Linked DNA regions of Homo sapiens: region 1 is linked to region 2. Evidence: chromatin loops called from intact Hi-C (ENCODE). Cell type or tissue: breast epithelium. All regions are shown on one strand.

The links. A loop is a pair of places that touch in the nucleus more often than their neighbours do. Peaks named below come from ENCODE experiments on the same cell type or tissue, not always from the same donor. Only the 100,000 strongest peaks of a DNase experiment are listed, where the experiment ranks them.
Region 1: it touches region 2 in a loop (12-fold over the local background); 13 of 110 quality-filtered maps call a loop at or near these places.

The regions. Positions count from the first base shown.
Region 1 is chrX:44,249,860-44,257,859 of GRCh38, reverse strand. It overlaps EFHC2 (EF-hand domain containing 2), which reads left to right. Exons shown (of 15, transcript NM_025184.4): 5 at 7,415-7,666. Among named protein-coding and RNA genes, the nearest start is that of EFHC2, 90 kb to the left of the region's middle. RefSeq lists enhancers at 3,542-4,394, 4,395-5,248. In breast epithelium, no CTCF peak of the experiment used is centred here; a DNase peak (open chromatin) is centred at 4,392; H3K4me3 peaks cover 1,249 bases; H3K27ac peaks cover 575 bases; H3K27me3 peaks cover 1,139 bases.
Region 2 is chrX:43,965,449-43,973,448 of GRCh38, reverse strand. NDP (norrin cystine knot growth factor NDP) reads left to right here and starts at 59. Exons shown (of 3, transcript NM_000266.4): 1 at 59-145. It overlaps NDP-AS1 (NDP antisense RNA 1), which reads right to left. Exons shown (of 6, transcript NR_046631.1): 5 at 3,829-3,989; 6 at 1,897-2,004. In breast epithelium, no CTCF peak of the experiment used is centred here; DNase peaks (open chromatin) are centred at 3,600 and 5,068; H3K4me3 peaks cover 1,262 bases; H3K27ac peaks cover 1,304 bases; H3K27me3 peaks cover 5,768 bases.

The DNA.
Region 1 (8,000 bases), 280 kb before region 2:
CCTCCAGCTTTATTCTTTTTGCTTAGGATTGTCTTGGCTATACGAGCTCTTTTTTGGTTCTATATAAAATGTAAAGTAGTTTTTTTCTAATTCTGTGAAGAAAGTCAGTGGTAGCTTGATGGAGATGGCATTGAATCTATAAATTACCTTGGGCAGTATGGCCATTTTTATGATATTGATTCTTCTATCTATGGGCATGGAATGTTTTTCCATTTGTTTGTGTCCTCCCTTATTTCCTTGAGCAGTGGTTTGTAGTTCTTGAAGAGATCCTTCACATCCCTTATAAGTTGTATTCCTAGGTATTTTATTCTCTTTGTAGCAATTGTGAATGGGAGTTCACTCATGATTTGGCTGTCTGTCTATTATTGGTGTACAGGAATGCTTGTGATTTTTGCACATCGATTTTGTACCCTGAGACTTTGCTGAAGTTGCTTATCAGCTTAAGGAGATTTTGGGCTGAGATGATGGGGTTTTCTAAATATACAATCATGTCATCTGCAAACAGAGACAATTTGACTTCCTCTCTTCCTATTTGGATACCCTTTATTTCTTTCTCTTGCCCTGGCCAGAACTTCCAATACTATGTTGAATAGGAGTGGTGAGAGAGGGCATCCTTGTCTTGTGCCAGTTTTCAAAGGGAATGCTTCCAGCTTTTGCCCATTCAGTATGATATTGGCTGTGGGTTTGTCATAAATAGCTCTTATTATTTTGAGATACGTTCCATCAATACCTAGTTTATGGAGAGTTTTTAGCATGAAGGGGTGTTGAATTTTATTGAAGGCCTTTTCTGCATCTATTGAGATAATCATGTGGTTTTTGTCATTGGTTCTGTTTATATGATGGGTTACATTTATTGATTTGCATATGTTGAACCAGCCTTGCATCCCAGGGAGGAAGCTGACTTGATCTTGGTGGATAAGCTTTTTCATGTGCTGCTGGATTTGGTTTGCCAGTATTTTATTGAGGATTTTCGCATCAATCTTCATCAGGGATATTGGCCTGAAATTTCCTTTTTGTGTTGTTGTTGTTGTTGTGTCTCTGCCAGGTTTTGGTATCAGGATGATGCTGGCCTCATAAAATGAGTTAGGGAGGAGTGCCTCTTTTTCTATTGTTTGGAATAGTTTCAGAAGGAATGGTACCAGCTCCTCTTTGTACCTCTGGTAGAATTTGGCTGTGAATCCATCTGGTCCTGGGCTGTTTTTGGTTGGTAGGCTATTAATTACTGCCTCAATTTCAGAACTTGTTATTGGTTGGTCTATTCAGGGATTTGACTTCTTCCTGGGTTAGTCTTGGGAGGGTGTATGTGTCCAGGAATTTATCTATTTCTTCTAGATTTTCTGCATAGAGGTGTTTATAATATTCTCTGATGGTAGTTTGTATTTCTGTGGGATCAGTGGTGATATCCTGTTTATCGTTTTTTATTGTGTCCATTTGATTCTTCTCACTTTTTTTCTTTATTAGTCTGGCTAGCAGTCTATCTATTTTGTTGATCTTTTCAAAAAACCACCTCCTGGATTCTTTGATTTTTTGAAGGGTTTTTTGTGTCTCTATCTCCTTCAGTTCCACTCTGATCTTAGTTATTTTTTGCCTTCTGCTAGCTTTTGAATTTATTTGCTCTTGCTTCTCTAGTTCTTTTAATTGTGATGTTAGTGTGTTGATTTTAGATCTTTCTCACTTTCTCCTGTGGGCATTTAGTGCTTATAAGCACTAAATATATAAATTTGCCTCTAAACACTGCTTTAGTTGTGTCCCAGAGATTCTGGTATGTTGTGTCTTTGTTGTCATTTGTTTCAAAGAACTTATTTATTTCTGCCTTAATTTTGTTATTTACCCAGTAGTCATTCAGGAGCAGGTTGTTCAGTTTGCATGCAATTGTGCGGTTTTGAGTGAGTTTCTTAATCCTGAGTTCTAAGTTGATTGCTCTGTGGTCTGAGAGACTGTTTGTTATGATTTCCGTTCTTTTGCATTTGCTGAGGAGTGTTTTACTTCCCATTATGTGGTCAACTTTAGAATAAATGTGATGTGGTGCTGAGAAGAATGTATACTCTGTTGATTTGGGGTGGAGAGTTCTGTAGATGTCTATTAGGTCCACTTGGTCCAGAGCTGAGTTCAAGTCCTGAATATCCTTGTTAATTTTCTGTCTCGTTGATCTGTCTAATATTGACAGTGGGGTGTTAAAGTCTTTCATTATTATTGTGTGGGAGTCTAAATCTCTCTGTAGGTCTCTAAGGACTTGCTTTATGAATCTGGGTGCTCCTGTATTGGGTGCATATATATTTAGTATAGTTGGCTCTTCTTGTTGCATTGATCTCTTTACCATTATGAAATGCCCTTCTTTGTCTTTTTTGATCTTTGTTGGTTTAAAGTCTGTTTTATCAGAGACTAGGATAGAAACCCCTGCTTTTTTTTGCTTTCCATTTTTTTGGTAAATATTCCTCCCTCCCTTTATTTTGAGCTTATGTGTGTCTTTGCATGTGAGATGGGTCTCCTGAATACAGCACACTGATGTGTCTTGACCCTTTATCCAATTTGCCAGTCTGTGTCTTTTAATTGGGACATTTAGCCTGTTTACATTTAAGGTTAATATTGTTATGTGTGAATTTGATCCTGTCATTATGATGCTAGCTGATTATTTTGCCCATTAATTGATGCAGTTTCTTCATAGCATCAATGGTCTTTATAATTTGGTATGTTTTTGCAGCAGCTGGTACTGATTTTTCCTTTCCACATTTAGTGCTTCCTTCAGGAGCTCTTGTAAGGCAGGCCTGGTGATGACAAAATCTTTCAGCATTTGCTTATCTGTAAAGGATTTTATTTCCCCCTTGCTTGTGAAGCTTAGTTTGGCTGGATATGAAATTCTGGGTTGAAAATTCTTTTCTTTAAGGATGTTGAATATTGGCCCCCACTCTCTTGTGGCTTGTAGGGTTTCTGCAGAGAGGTCTCCTGTTAGTCTGATGGGCTTCCCTTTGTGGGTAACCCGACCTTTCTCTCTGGCTGCCCTTGACACTTTTTCCTTCATTTCAACCTTGGTGAATCTGACAATTATGTGTCTTGGGGTTGCTCTTCTTGAGAAGTATCTTTGTGGTTTCCTCTGTATTTCCTAAATTTGAATGTTGGCCTGTCTTGCTAGGTTGGGGAAGTTCTCCTGGATAATATGCTGAAGTGTGTTTTCCAACTTGGTTCCATTCTCCCTATCACTTTCAGGTACACCAATCAAACGTACGTTTGGTCTTTTCACATAGTCCCGTATTTCTTGGAGGCTTTGTTTGTTCCTTTTCATTCTTTCTTCTCTAATCTTGTCTTCACGCTTTATTTCATTAAGTTGATCTTCCATCTCTGATATCCTTTCTTCTGCTTAATCGATTCAGCTATTGATACTTGTGTATGCTTCACAAAGCTCTCGTGCTGTGTTTTTCAGCTCCATCAGGTCATTTATGTTCTTCTCTAAACTGGTTATTCTAGTTAGCAATTCCTCTAACCTTTTTTCAAGGTTCTTAGCTTCCTTGCATTGGGTTAAAACATGCTCCTTTAGCTCAGAGGAGTTAGTTATTACCCACCTTCTGAAGCCTACTTCTGTCAATTCATCAAACTCATTCTCCGTCCAGTTTTGTTCTCTTGCTGGCGAGGAGTTGTGATCCTTCGGAGGAGAAGAGGTGTTCTGGTTTTTTGGAATTTTCAGCCTTTTTGTGCTGGTTTTTCTTCATCTTTGTGGATTTATCTACCTTTGGTCTTTGATGTTGTTGACCTTCGGATGGAGTTTTCATTTGGACATCCTTTTTGTTGATGTTGATGCTATTCCTTTCTGTTTGTTAGTTTTCCTTCTAATAGTCAGGCTTCTCTGCTGCAGGTCTGCTGGAGTTTCCTGGAAGTCCAATCCAGACCTTGTTTGCCTTGGTATCACCAGTGGAGGCTGCAGAACAGCAAAGATTGCTACCTGTTCCTTCCTCTGGAAGCTTCGTCCCAGAGGGGCACCCTCCAGATGCCAGTCGGAGGTCTCCTTTAAGAGGTGTCAACCCCTGCTGGGAGGTGTCTCCTAGCAGGAGGCACAGGGGTCAGGGACACACTTGAGGAGGCAATCTGTCCTTTAGCAGAGCTCGAGCACTGTGCTGGGAGGTCTGCTGCTCTCTTTAGAGCTGGCAGGAGGAACGTTTAAGTCTGCTGAAGCTGTGCCCACAGCCACCCCTTCCCCCATGTTCTGTGTCCCAGGAAGATGGGAGTTTTATCTATAAGCCTGTGACTGGGGCTGCTGCCTTTCTTTCATAGATGCCTTACCCAGAGAGGAGGAATCTAGAGAGGTAGTCTGGCTACAAAATCATTGCTGAGCTGTGGTGGACTCCGCCCAGTTACAACTTCCTGGCAGCTTTGTTTACACTGTGAGGGGAAAACCGCCTACACAAGCCTCAGTAATGGGGGACGCCCCTCCCCCCACCAAGCTCCAGCGTCCCAGATCGACTTCAGACTGCTGTGCTGGCAGCGAGAATTTCAAGCCATCGGTCTTAGCTTGCTGGGGGGATCCACTGAGCTAGACCACTTGGCTCCCTGGCTTCCACCTCCTTTCCAGGGGAGTGAGCAGTTCTGTCTCACTGGTGTTCCAGGCGCCACTGGGGTATGAAAAAAAAAAAAAACTGCAGCTAGCTTGGTGTCTGCCCAAACAGCTGCCCAGTTTTGTGCTTGAAACCTAGGGCCCTGGTGGTGTAGGCACTTGAGGGAATCTCCTGGTCTGAGGGTTGCAAAGACCATGGGAAAAGCATAGTATCTGGGCCAGAGTACACTGTTCCTCACAGCACGGTCCCTCACGGCTTCCCTTGGCTAGGGGAGGGAGTTCCCTGACCCCTTGTGCTTCCCGGGTGAGGCGATGCCCCACCCTGCTTCAGCTCGCCCTCCGTGGGCTGCACCTACTGTCTAAGCAGTCCCAATGAGATGAGCCGGATACCTCAGTTGGAAATGCAGAAATCACCCTCCTTTTGCATTGATCTCGCTGGGAGCTGCAGACCAGAGCTGTTCCTATTCGGCCATCTTGCCAGCCACCCCCAGAAAAAGATCTTTTGTGCCAGGAATTGAGAATAAATACCAAGAACAGCTAAGAAATGTTTTAAATAATTTCCTTTCAGAGTAGGAACATCATTTTAGCATTTATTCCCTCAGGGAGAAAATTCTTCAATAAATATAGTAATCTTTGGGAAATTAGGAGTTTAATAAGAGGCTTCTATATTGACTTTCATACATTTACTTCTGCAGTGTTTGCTGTCTTGAACTGTAAAGTTAAAATTAAACAATTTAACTTAGACTGAAAAGAATCCCATATATTATCAATAATGCTTTTCTTAGAGGCCTCATAATGCCAAAGAAACATTTTTCAATCAATTGAAATAGTGGTCCCATAATTTCATTTAAATATCAGAGATAAGACTGAAGAGTCTTTGGAAAGCCATCATGTCTCCCCACTGTCTTGGGTTAAGACTGCACCTAGACTGCCCTCGACAGATAGAAATTTCAAAAATTTACAAAAAGATTGTATAACCTGATTTGGGATAACATCTCCCTTGTCAGTGTGCACTTCCTTATATAACAGTCCTATTTGGTTACATCAGATGAAATGGGGGCAGTTTAACTCCACGACAGGGCTGCGAAAGTGCAAATAGAGGGAAGAGTTGCATCAAGAAGACTATGGAACTAACTAGTGGTTCCTGGGACAGAGGACAGCCGAGGCAGAGGCTCTGCAGACCTTAAGACCTTCTCCATTTGCTGTGCTCCTGTTTCTCCGGGGCATTCTTATCCTTGATACCTAAAGCTTTTTGAGCTGAAATAAAACAGTGAATATATTTCTTCCCTTTTACCTTCACAAAAATCTTTGAATGAGTAAGAATTATGAACACATATGAATTTCCCAGTGAAAAGACAAATTATGTATTTGGTTGAGATATAATTAATACGGAGTCAAACATATAAATCTTAAGTATATAGGTCAACAAGTTTTGTAAAATGTGTGCAATTGAGTAACCAACACAAAAATCGAGATGTAGAATATTTTTACCACCTCAGAAAGTTCCTTTCTCCCCATTTCTGGTCAAATTCCCTACCCAGAGGCAATTACTGTTCTGATTTCTGTCACCGTAGATTAGTTTTGTCTGTTCTTAAATAAGAATTTTAAATCTTTTTGAAAAGTCAGTTTTAAAAAATATTAAAGAAGTATAGTTTTTTCTTTTTTTAATCTTTTTTTTTTTTTTTTTTTTTTTTTTTTTTTTTTTTTTTTTTTTTTTTTACAGAGTATTGCTCTGTCACCCAGGCTGGAGTGCAGTGACACAATCTCGGCTCACTGCAACCTCTGCCTCCCAGGTTCAAGGGATCCTCCTGCCTCAGCCTCCTGAGTAGCTGGGATTACTGGCACCTGCCACCGGACCTGGCTAAACTTTTTTGCATTTTTAGTAGAGACAGCCAGGCTGGTCTCAAACTCCTGGCCTCAAGTGATCGACCCACTGTGGCCTCCCAAGGTGCTGAGATTACAGGTGTGAGCCACCCCGCCTGGCCAGAAGTATAGTTTAGTGTATTAATGTTTAATATGAAAAACTTCCTCAAACTTGTTTGTCTCTATTCTTTTTTTTTTTTTTTTTTTTTTTTTTTGAGATGGAGTCTCACTCTGTCGCCCGGGCTGGAGTGCAGTGGCGCGATCTCTGCTCACTGCAAGCTCCACCTACTGGGTTCACACCATTCTCCTGCCTCAGCCTCCCGAGTAGCTGGGACTACAGGTGCCTGCCACCACGCCCGGCTAATTTTTTTGTATTTTTAGTAGAGACGGGGTTTCACCGTGTTAGTCAGGATGGTCTCGATCTCCTGACCTCGTGATCCACCTGCCTCAGCCTCCCAAAGTGCTGGGATTACAGGCGTGAGCCACCGCGCCCGGCCAGTTCTTAAGGTTAAAACTGGTTATAGATGTGTATGTATCTATGTCATAGTTGAAATTAAAAACAAAATCACAGAATAATCTGTAGAAAAATATATCTTTTTTGTTTTCTTTTCTTTTTTTTTTTTTTTTTCGAAATGGAGTCTCACTCTGTTGACCAGGCTGTAGCGCAGTGGTGTGAACATGGCTCACTGCAGCCTTGACCTCCTGGGGTCAAGCAATTCTCCCATCTCAGCCTCCCAAGTAGCTGGGACTACAGGCGTGTGACACCACATCTGCCTAATTTTTTTTTTTTTTTAAGAGTTGTGTTTTTGCCATGTTGCCCAGGCTGGTCTTGAACTCCTGAACTCAAGCAGTCTTCCCGCCTTGGCCTCCCAAAATGCTGGGATTACAGGCATCAGCCACCATGCCTGACCAAAAATATATCTTTATATATTTGTCACTTGATTGTGTATATCTTAGAAGTGATTATGCAAACCCTGCAACTATTATTGACATTTTCTCCATTTGCAGGTTGTAGAACACGTAGAGCCCTTACGTCCCTACGAATCCCTCGACACCCTGAAACAGTTCCTCCAGTATCATGGCAAGATTTTGTGTTTCTTCTGCCTGTGGGATGACTCAGTCTCAATGTTTGGAGACCGTAGAGAACTCATCCTGCATTACTTCTTGTGTGATGATACTATTGAAATCAAAGAATTGCTTCCACACAGCTCAGGCCGAGATGCTCTAAAAATGTTCCTCCGGAGGAGTAAGCTACCCAAGGTGAGCAGTGGATATAACCACTTTGAATTTGCTTGTGGGTCAAGAGACTAGTCACTGTTTGGAATGTTGTGTGTTATGACTATATGATGATAGTAACCATGCACTAGTGCAGGTATTTAGAAACCTTTCATTTTGTGCCCTCTATTAATACACATCTGTGAAAGTAATACAGAGAATATGATCAATTAGAGTTGGAACATTGAAGTTAAGGCAAGTAAAGGAAAAAAGTCAAATGTAAGAAAAAGCACCTATTCATCATTGAGTTCACATCCAGTTTTATGAAACTAAATGACTCCTTAGTAAAAGAATTGCTTGTGGCTTTGGACAGGGCACT
Region 2 (8,000 bases):
AACAGTCCTAACTTTTGTGTGTTGCAAATATAAAAGGCAAGCCATGTGACAGAGGGACAGAAGAACAAAAGCATTTGGAAGTAACAGGACCTCTTTCTAGCTCTCAGAAAAGTCTGAGAAGAAAGGAGCCCTGCGTTCCCCTAAGGTAAGCAGGAAAACAAGCGCTGCCGGCTTGCCTAGGAAATCGCTTCTTTCCAAACCGAGCATTTCATCCTCCTCTCAGACAAAGAGACAACCTTTAAATACCACTTAAATTTGCATTACTTTAATTTGCATTAATCTGTAGCATGCTAGCATTGTGTTTCTTAAATGAACGGGTCTTTGAAGTCTGTGACAGAGCAGGGAGCCTCCTAGAAAAGCTTGAAAATATCTTTTGGTTTGACTTAAAGAGATTTTTCTTTTCAAACTCTCTGCGTAGTTAGATGTAACTTTGTGATGGTTCTTATAGTTGACCCCGTGAAAGGGGGCTGCGAAGCAGCAACTTGCCAACATGGATTCATGGAGCCCAGTATCTTCCCCAGCACCCTCATCCCACTTACAATGGGGGCACTATTAACGCAGGCAAGACTGCGAGTTTAAAAGCGCACTGTTTACTTTTATTACTACTTATGTATGCTGCTGATCTCCTGCCAGGGCTCTGCCGGAGTGCTCAGAATGACTTCAAACAATAGGCAACATTTATTTCTAGCTTTCTGTGTCACGCTTTGCAGGAATCCTGCTCCCTTGCACTCTTCTTTCAGCGTGCAGGTCTTCGCTTCCATAGATGCATTGGGGAGCACCGGGAGGAGATGAGGATGGATTTACTGTATGATTTTGATTGGGCAAAAAGTCCGAGGAAATGCATGCTGTTTGCCTTGGACTTATTGCAGGGGGTTATTTTTAGTCATCAGCTCGTCCCTGCAGCATGATGTTCAAGGAGTGACCGGGAAAGGATGCTCCCACCAGCACAGAGACCAGGACCTGTAGGAATGACTCCTACCTGCGGGATATTCCGAGGTTTCTTTCAAACTTTGGAATACAAGTTCTCTCTTTAAATGAACAATTGAGCTGTAGGAGGCCTGGGCATAACTCTTTCTTGGGGGACGGGAAGTTTGATTGTGTACAGAATGTTAATGACTCAGAACGCCCAGTAACTGAGGCTCATTGTAATAGACAAACCCAGATAAGCCTCCATGAGAGGCAGACTCCCATCTTTACTGAGATTCAGGTGCGGGAAAGGAAGCTATTTGGCAAGATGGGAGTCCCTTGTACAGTTCTTTGTAACTCATTAATAACAGATATGGCTGCTGTGAAACATGTCTCTTTTCATTTCTAATATTAGTGTATTTTAATTACAAGGAGCTGGCATTGGCAAATTACCCCAACACATAAGATTAAATACCAGGTGCATTTGAAAACAGAGAGATGACTGAAATGGGGAGTTGCTGTGGGTGTCAACCAAATACAGCGGGGACGGCACAATGCTTCTCAACTGAGCGTTTAAACCAGATGCAAATATCTGCTCATTTTCTTCTCATCAGTCTTACTAATTCAAGGAAACTTTATGGTCCTGTTTGCCAGTTTTCATTGCAAATTGGTACACAGTTTATGCAAAACTTTTCTGATTTTCTCTGATAACCAGCCCAATAAGCATCGCTGAATGAAAATCTGATATTTGAATAGGTTAATTTACAACTTTGGGGTATTCATTAGTCAAGAAAGCCATAAAAGACACTATGGATTCCATTGCTGTAAAATTTTATTGTAATTTTTTTTTAAAAAAACTGCGGTTAGCAAAGCATTTAGCTGAATCAAAACAATTTTCTTAGACTATTATTCAGATCATTACATGAGAGTATTTGAACACAAAATGCAATGTTTTGCATCATTTATTTTAAAATACATTTGGTTCAGGTAACGGGAGAACTGGCTGAGGCCTTCTTACGACTGTGTACCAAGCAGCTGACACCCACAGATGGAAATGTGCCTGTGGAGTTTTCAATCTTAATTCGAGTTCCAATGACACTGTCAAGGGAAAAATAAATCATTTTTCAATACATTTAACAATTTCCAACTCATTTATTTTCCTGGGCCCTTGAAAAATGTGGTGAGTTTCTTGGAATTATAGCCACCAATGGTGGCCAGCAATCTTTATTTTAAGAACTCACAATTCAAGTACTATTATTCTCTGGTTAATTATTTATTTCATCAATTTTTAAATAAATATTTATTAAGCATTTTCTAGATGCCCAGTGCTATGCTAGTCCCGATGGATGCAAAGGTGAATGAGACATTGTCCCATACTCTAATTCTCAGTCCATATGCCATCTCTAGTTAGATTTTGGAACTGAAATGGGCATTGCCAATGGGTAAAGTGGGCAATAACTTTCCTGTTATAAAGAATTATTTAAAACAGCTACTGGTTTCTAGATTTACTTGAAATGATTCTCACTCATCAGTGGGTTTTCTTTCCATTTATGATTAAGGGATTCCCCTTTGGCCTTTTTCACCAGATCCTGGGTACACGTCATTTGCACAGCTAACACGGCTAGATCTTTCCAGCCTGGGTAGAAGAATCCCGGAAAAAGACAGTAGTTTATCCTTTCTCTGCTCTCCTGAGCACCCTGTGGAAAGGACCATATGCTGTCTCTATTGGGGATGGGTGTGAGTCGCCTACTCAGTAGCTAACATCAGGGCCACTTGATGAATCATCGAATTAGAAACATGCATATGGAGGAAGATGCAGTCACTATCCCTCACCACTTACTTGTCCCACCCCCAGTATCAAAACAAATGACCTCTGGGCCTGGCCTAAATTCAAGAGGCCCCTGGGAAGAAGCTGTTGGAAACTCTTCCCCAAACCCAGGTCTCCATCATAGCCACACAGTGTTGCTTTCAAATAACCCAGTATGGTGTTTTATCACGTGTTTAGGTTACTGGGGGAAAAAAAAAACCCTGAAAACAGCATCACCAGGGTCCTTGACTTGGTCCTTATCAGCAGATAATCCCCCGTGGTTGGATTAAAATGCCTCTGACTCCCTGGGGTGCCTGACTCACCCTAGCCAGCCCTCAGCTTCTTGGCCAGCGGCCTTCGAGCCCATCCTCACCTCTTCCCATGACGGCCAGTGACTGCTTCTTTGCCCAGGCCCTCTGCACTAGGCCAGCAGCCAGTGGGAGCAGAGGGGATGGGAAGGCAGGTGGACAGACTGTGAAGTGCTAAGGCAGAGCGGGGAAGCAGGGCTGTGAGACAGGGTGGGTGAGCTCCAGGGCCTGGGTTGCTGTGGCCTGCCCTGGCTGTGATCAGCTGTCATTTCCTCTTTGTGTATGACACTGTGGAACATATTAAAATTTCTCTGGGATGGTATGTTTGGAATTCCTCTGATGCCCCACCTCACCAACTTACCCGGACAATAAAAGCAAGGTTGTAAGCCTTTGAACAGCTGGCTGGCTATATATTTCCCTTCTTTCTTTCGCATAATCTAATTCAGAAAAGAATCCAGCTAGACTGGCAGTGCCATGTCTGGGTACTTGTTTCCTGCAAGTCCTTCCTCCTCCACCTCCTCCCGCCAGTCCTGGAATCTTCCTGGGTGGCATGTGGCTTTTCTTTTCTTTTGCTCACCACTGCTCCCAGCCCGCCCCCTTTTCCCTTCGCCTGAGCTCCTTCCTTTGTCAGCTGGCTCTTTGCTCTGCCTGTTTTCCAGACAGCTTGGGTCCTGTTCCATCCGGGGAGAACAGCCCATGGGATCTCCCCATCTCCATAGTATTCCCAGGATGTCATTCTTGGCACCAGCTCTGCCGGGCTGATAGGACTGGGGGGCTTTTTGTAGTCCCGAGCCTGAATCCACTCACAGAGAGGAGCAGCCACATGGCTTAGCTGCCCTTTGGGCTGCCGAGAGCGGGGCTGGAGTGACCGGGTTGGCAGGAACGAGCATACCATCACAGTGACCCGAACATCTCCGGCAAAGGCCTTGGGGTGGGAGCGCTATGGGAATGCCTGGATGCACTTCGGCCTACATTAAGAGAAATGTGGTTATTCTCTGTTTCGGGGGAGAGACAAGCGGCTTGAAACAAAGCCCTCTGGATCCTTGGCCCCTTCCCTGCCCCCTTTCCCGGTCTGTCCTTCCCACATCCCTCCCTCCCCAAACAGAAAGAAAGAGAGACAGGACTTCTAATTTGGCCAGCACAGACCCGAATGTCTTTATGAAACCCATTTAGTGAAAGAAAGAGGGGAGAAATATATTCTGGGTTGATCCGAACTAAAAAATGCATGGGGCTTTGGAGATGGGGCGGGATTTTTTCTTTCTTTCTTTCTGTCTCTTAAGAGCAGAACAACAGTTTCGTTGATGAGTTGCAAATGGAAGGAAGTGGACCTCTCAATTAGAGATTCCCATTTAAGAGCCTCAATGTAAACCTCCCTGTGACATCCTTAAAAGATGCTGCTAATGTCCCTGGGACCAAAAGGTATTAAACAGCAAGCCACCAGGCGGCTTCCTATTCCTTTTCTTTTTCTGGGGGCTTTGGTCGTCTTTTTCAAATTAGCTAAAATTCATTAAAGGACCCAAAAGGAAAAATTTAAAGCAGCTGAATTAAAATGAGTCTTTCCCTGTTAGCCTGACAAGAAGAAAAAAAGAAAGGAAGAAAGGGAAAGAAAGAGAAGAAAGAACCAATTCCCCTCCACTACCACTTCTTGGGTTTTAATATGAATTATTCCATACAAGTCCCTAGGCTAGAGGATCTATTTAAAGACGCCTGGCAGCATGAAGGGAGAGGGTAAAAATACAACCACTCTTTTGTCCATCAAAGGTTTTCTTTGGGAGGACATTAAGAGCATTCCTGTTTTCTTGTCTGCCCCTGCCAGTGGCAATGTTCCAGCTGGTAGTATCCACTCCTCGCCCATCAGGTCAGCAATCATGAACTTCTGTGTTTAATTTCAGGAGAAAACAAAGGGTGGGAAATCCTTCCGAAACCCCTATGTGTGTGCAGCAGGGCAGGGGAGGCTGGAACTGGAATCAGTACTCTCTTGGCTGTGCAGGTTGCATGCTGCAAATTCACACACCCACACAGTTGAGTTGTTGAGGAAGATTGTGCCGATGGCATTATTTCTGATGCCAGCTTCCCTTGCATCTGCAAAGCTTTTTTCTTGTGTCTCTGGCAGTCATTTGCTTGTCACCATTCATGTGCACTGTCCCCTTCATCAGAGGTTCTCAGAGCCTGATGGTCAAGGATATGTCACTAGAGTCTTACCCCCAGACCCATTTTCAACAGTAAGAACGTGAAACCCTGGATGGGGTTTGCAATCTGAAGCAACTACTTTCTTGTTAGGAAGAGTGCTGACTCAGAAAATTCAAAGAATGGGTAACTTCCGTTGGCGACATATCCCCAGTGCTCATAATCAGGAATTCATCCAGTTGGGGTCCATTTCACCCTCATGGCAAAATCTGGACATAAACATTGACTAGTAGCTTTAAACTGGGTATAAGATTTGCAACAGATAACATTTTTGTCTTTTCTTTTTTCTTTTTTTTTTCCACAAAAGCTAAGAATTTTTCAGACAATTTGCTCTCTTCCAAGGCCTGGATCAATCCCAACTTTTTCTTTTAAGCCATGATCCAACCAATTGCAGTATCCTTTAAAAATGAAAGGGCAACAGGCTAAGACATTCAAGAAAGTTGATAAGCTGTCAGAAAATGCTCAAGGGTGGCCTTTCTACAGTGCCACAAACCAACAACAGCCCTAAACGTGGAGTCCTCTTCCATCCTTTCATCAGTAGGGAATAAAAATAGGGAGAGAGCAGGTCAGGGGAGAAGTAACAAAAGAGAAGTAAGAAGGATTATTTTTGATGTTCAAAATCTGCTGCTGCCCTTTCAATATTTTCAAATATCACAATTTCAGAAAGGGAAGGATCCCTTTATTTCACCCACTCTCCCTCCCAGGAAGGTGTTTGAAGTTGCTGTCTTTACCTGAAAAGGAGGTCAACTCCTCAAGTGAAAAAACATCCCCTATCTTCAACTCGAAGTAAAATGGAGGTACACACATTTGTACCTAATTATGTGGGTACAAATATAATTTGTATCCACAAACTATAAAGGATGTAAAGAATCAAAGAAATCCAATCCTTAATCAAAGTCCAATTTTTCTTTAAAACTTGAGAGGATATTTTAGGGCTCATTGCATTGCTGTGATTTCACTGCCCCCCACCAAATTATGAAAAATTACTCCTTTTCAGAATTTAAATTTTTCTTTTGAGATGTGGAATCCAAAGGCAGCAGAATAGTATTGTTACAGGGAAGCTGGCAGTCAAAAGACATAGACATAGCTGCAGCATGCATGGTTTAAGCAAATCAAGACAAGCAGAAAACCACCACCCCAACAAGTTCAGGGTTATCAGCAATATAGGGACACGTATTTTTATGTGATTTTTATGAGAACCTTGCCCCTTTGACATATGTCTGAGTCTAGGAGCATTCCGGATTGCAACGGGATTGAATTCAGTATTCAAATCCCACCATTGGGCAGAAAAGGCAAATTGAATGGGGAATGGAAAGACTGAGTTGCTCCTATTGTTTATGCCCCATTCCTAACTAAGGGCTCTACAGCTGTTAGGTGAGATCACTACCCACCATTCCAAAGTGTTGTTGCGGGTGAGGAGGTTCAAACGCAGCTTTGGAAACACTTTGCTGCACTCTTTGAAGAAAGGCCAACATGCTCATTTGGCTCTAGGGTAAAAGAGAGCCTGTACCCTGAGCTAACATTGGTCACCTCTCCTCCTGAGGCCATACCACAGCCAGCAGTACAGCAGCAGAACAAGTGTTTAGTTGTTTCAGCACAGGTATCCCCAGAACACCTGGCACCTTTTCTTTTCCACAGGGAGAATGTACATTCATGCATTTTGGCAAGACTGAGTCCTCTGAGTTGGGTGTCTCGGAACTCTCCTATTTTCCTTCTAAAGGGTCTTATGTAAGGTGAGCAGTAGAGTGTGTCTCATTCCTCATAAAAAATCCCCTTCCTGGGAGGGAGTGGGTGAAATGAAGGGATCCTTCCCTGACTGAAATTGTGCTATTTGAAAAAATTGAAAGGGCAGTGGCAGATTTTGAACTTCAAAATGAATCCTTCCTCCTCCTCCTCCTCTTTTGTTACTTCTCCCATGACCTGCTCTCTCCCTACTTTAATTCCCCATTGAAGAAAGGATAGAAGAGGACTCTGTGTTTAGGGCTACTGTTGATTTGTGGCACTATAGAAAGGCCACCCCTAAGCATTTTCTGACAGCTCATCCCCATCTCAGTCACAGCTTTTATTTGGGTAGCTGGATTTACAGAAATAATCAAATCCCTAGAGGAAAAGACTTCAACAGAAAAGTACCTCCTGACACTTGGGTAACCTGACTTGGTCATTTCCAATTTATGCAAGATTTGTATTCTAAAAGTCAATTAGTTATGTCAACTGTTAAAAACTCAGAATGAGTCTTTCCATTCTTCAGAATGACTCTTTTCTGATTATCTGTGGGCCATAGAAGCCCACAGATACTCAGCACAGGATCCAAGTGCCATACCAAGTGGTCAACTCTTTTAGACGTAAGTCTCAGCCCAGGGCTTCTGGAATGTACCTCCCCTAGCAGAGAAGCTCTGTAGTAGATACTTTACCAAGCACAGGGCCTCGCTCTTGACCCCAAGACTACTGATTCTACTTGCAGAGAAGACAACTTTTCTAATCAATCTTTCTCTTCTATCCTGAACCAGAGTATCAGAGATTGTCCCATTAGGGCACGAGGATCTGTGGCTCAAGCTCAGTTAAGAAATAAGCGTCTTTCAAAAGAAAGGTGCAAGAGGGTGGAACTCAGCCTATATTGTCATTATCAAATGCAAGAAGTCTAATCCTAGCATGATTTATTAATATTAGCCTTTCTTCTCTCCCCGTTTATGCTTTGGTGGGTACTGGACAGAAACCCCACAAATTTTAAGACAGTTTTAAGAGAAATAGTAACTGGTTAAATATCCTCACTACTTCAAATTATTATTATTATT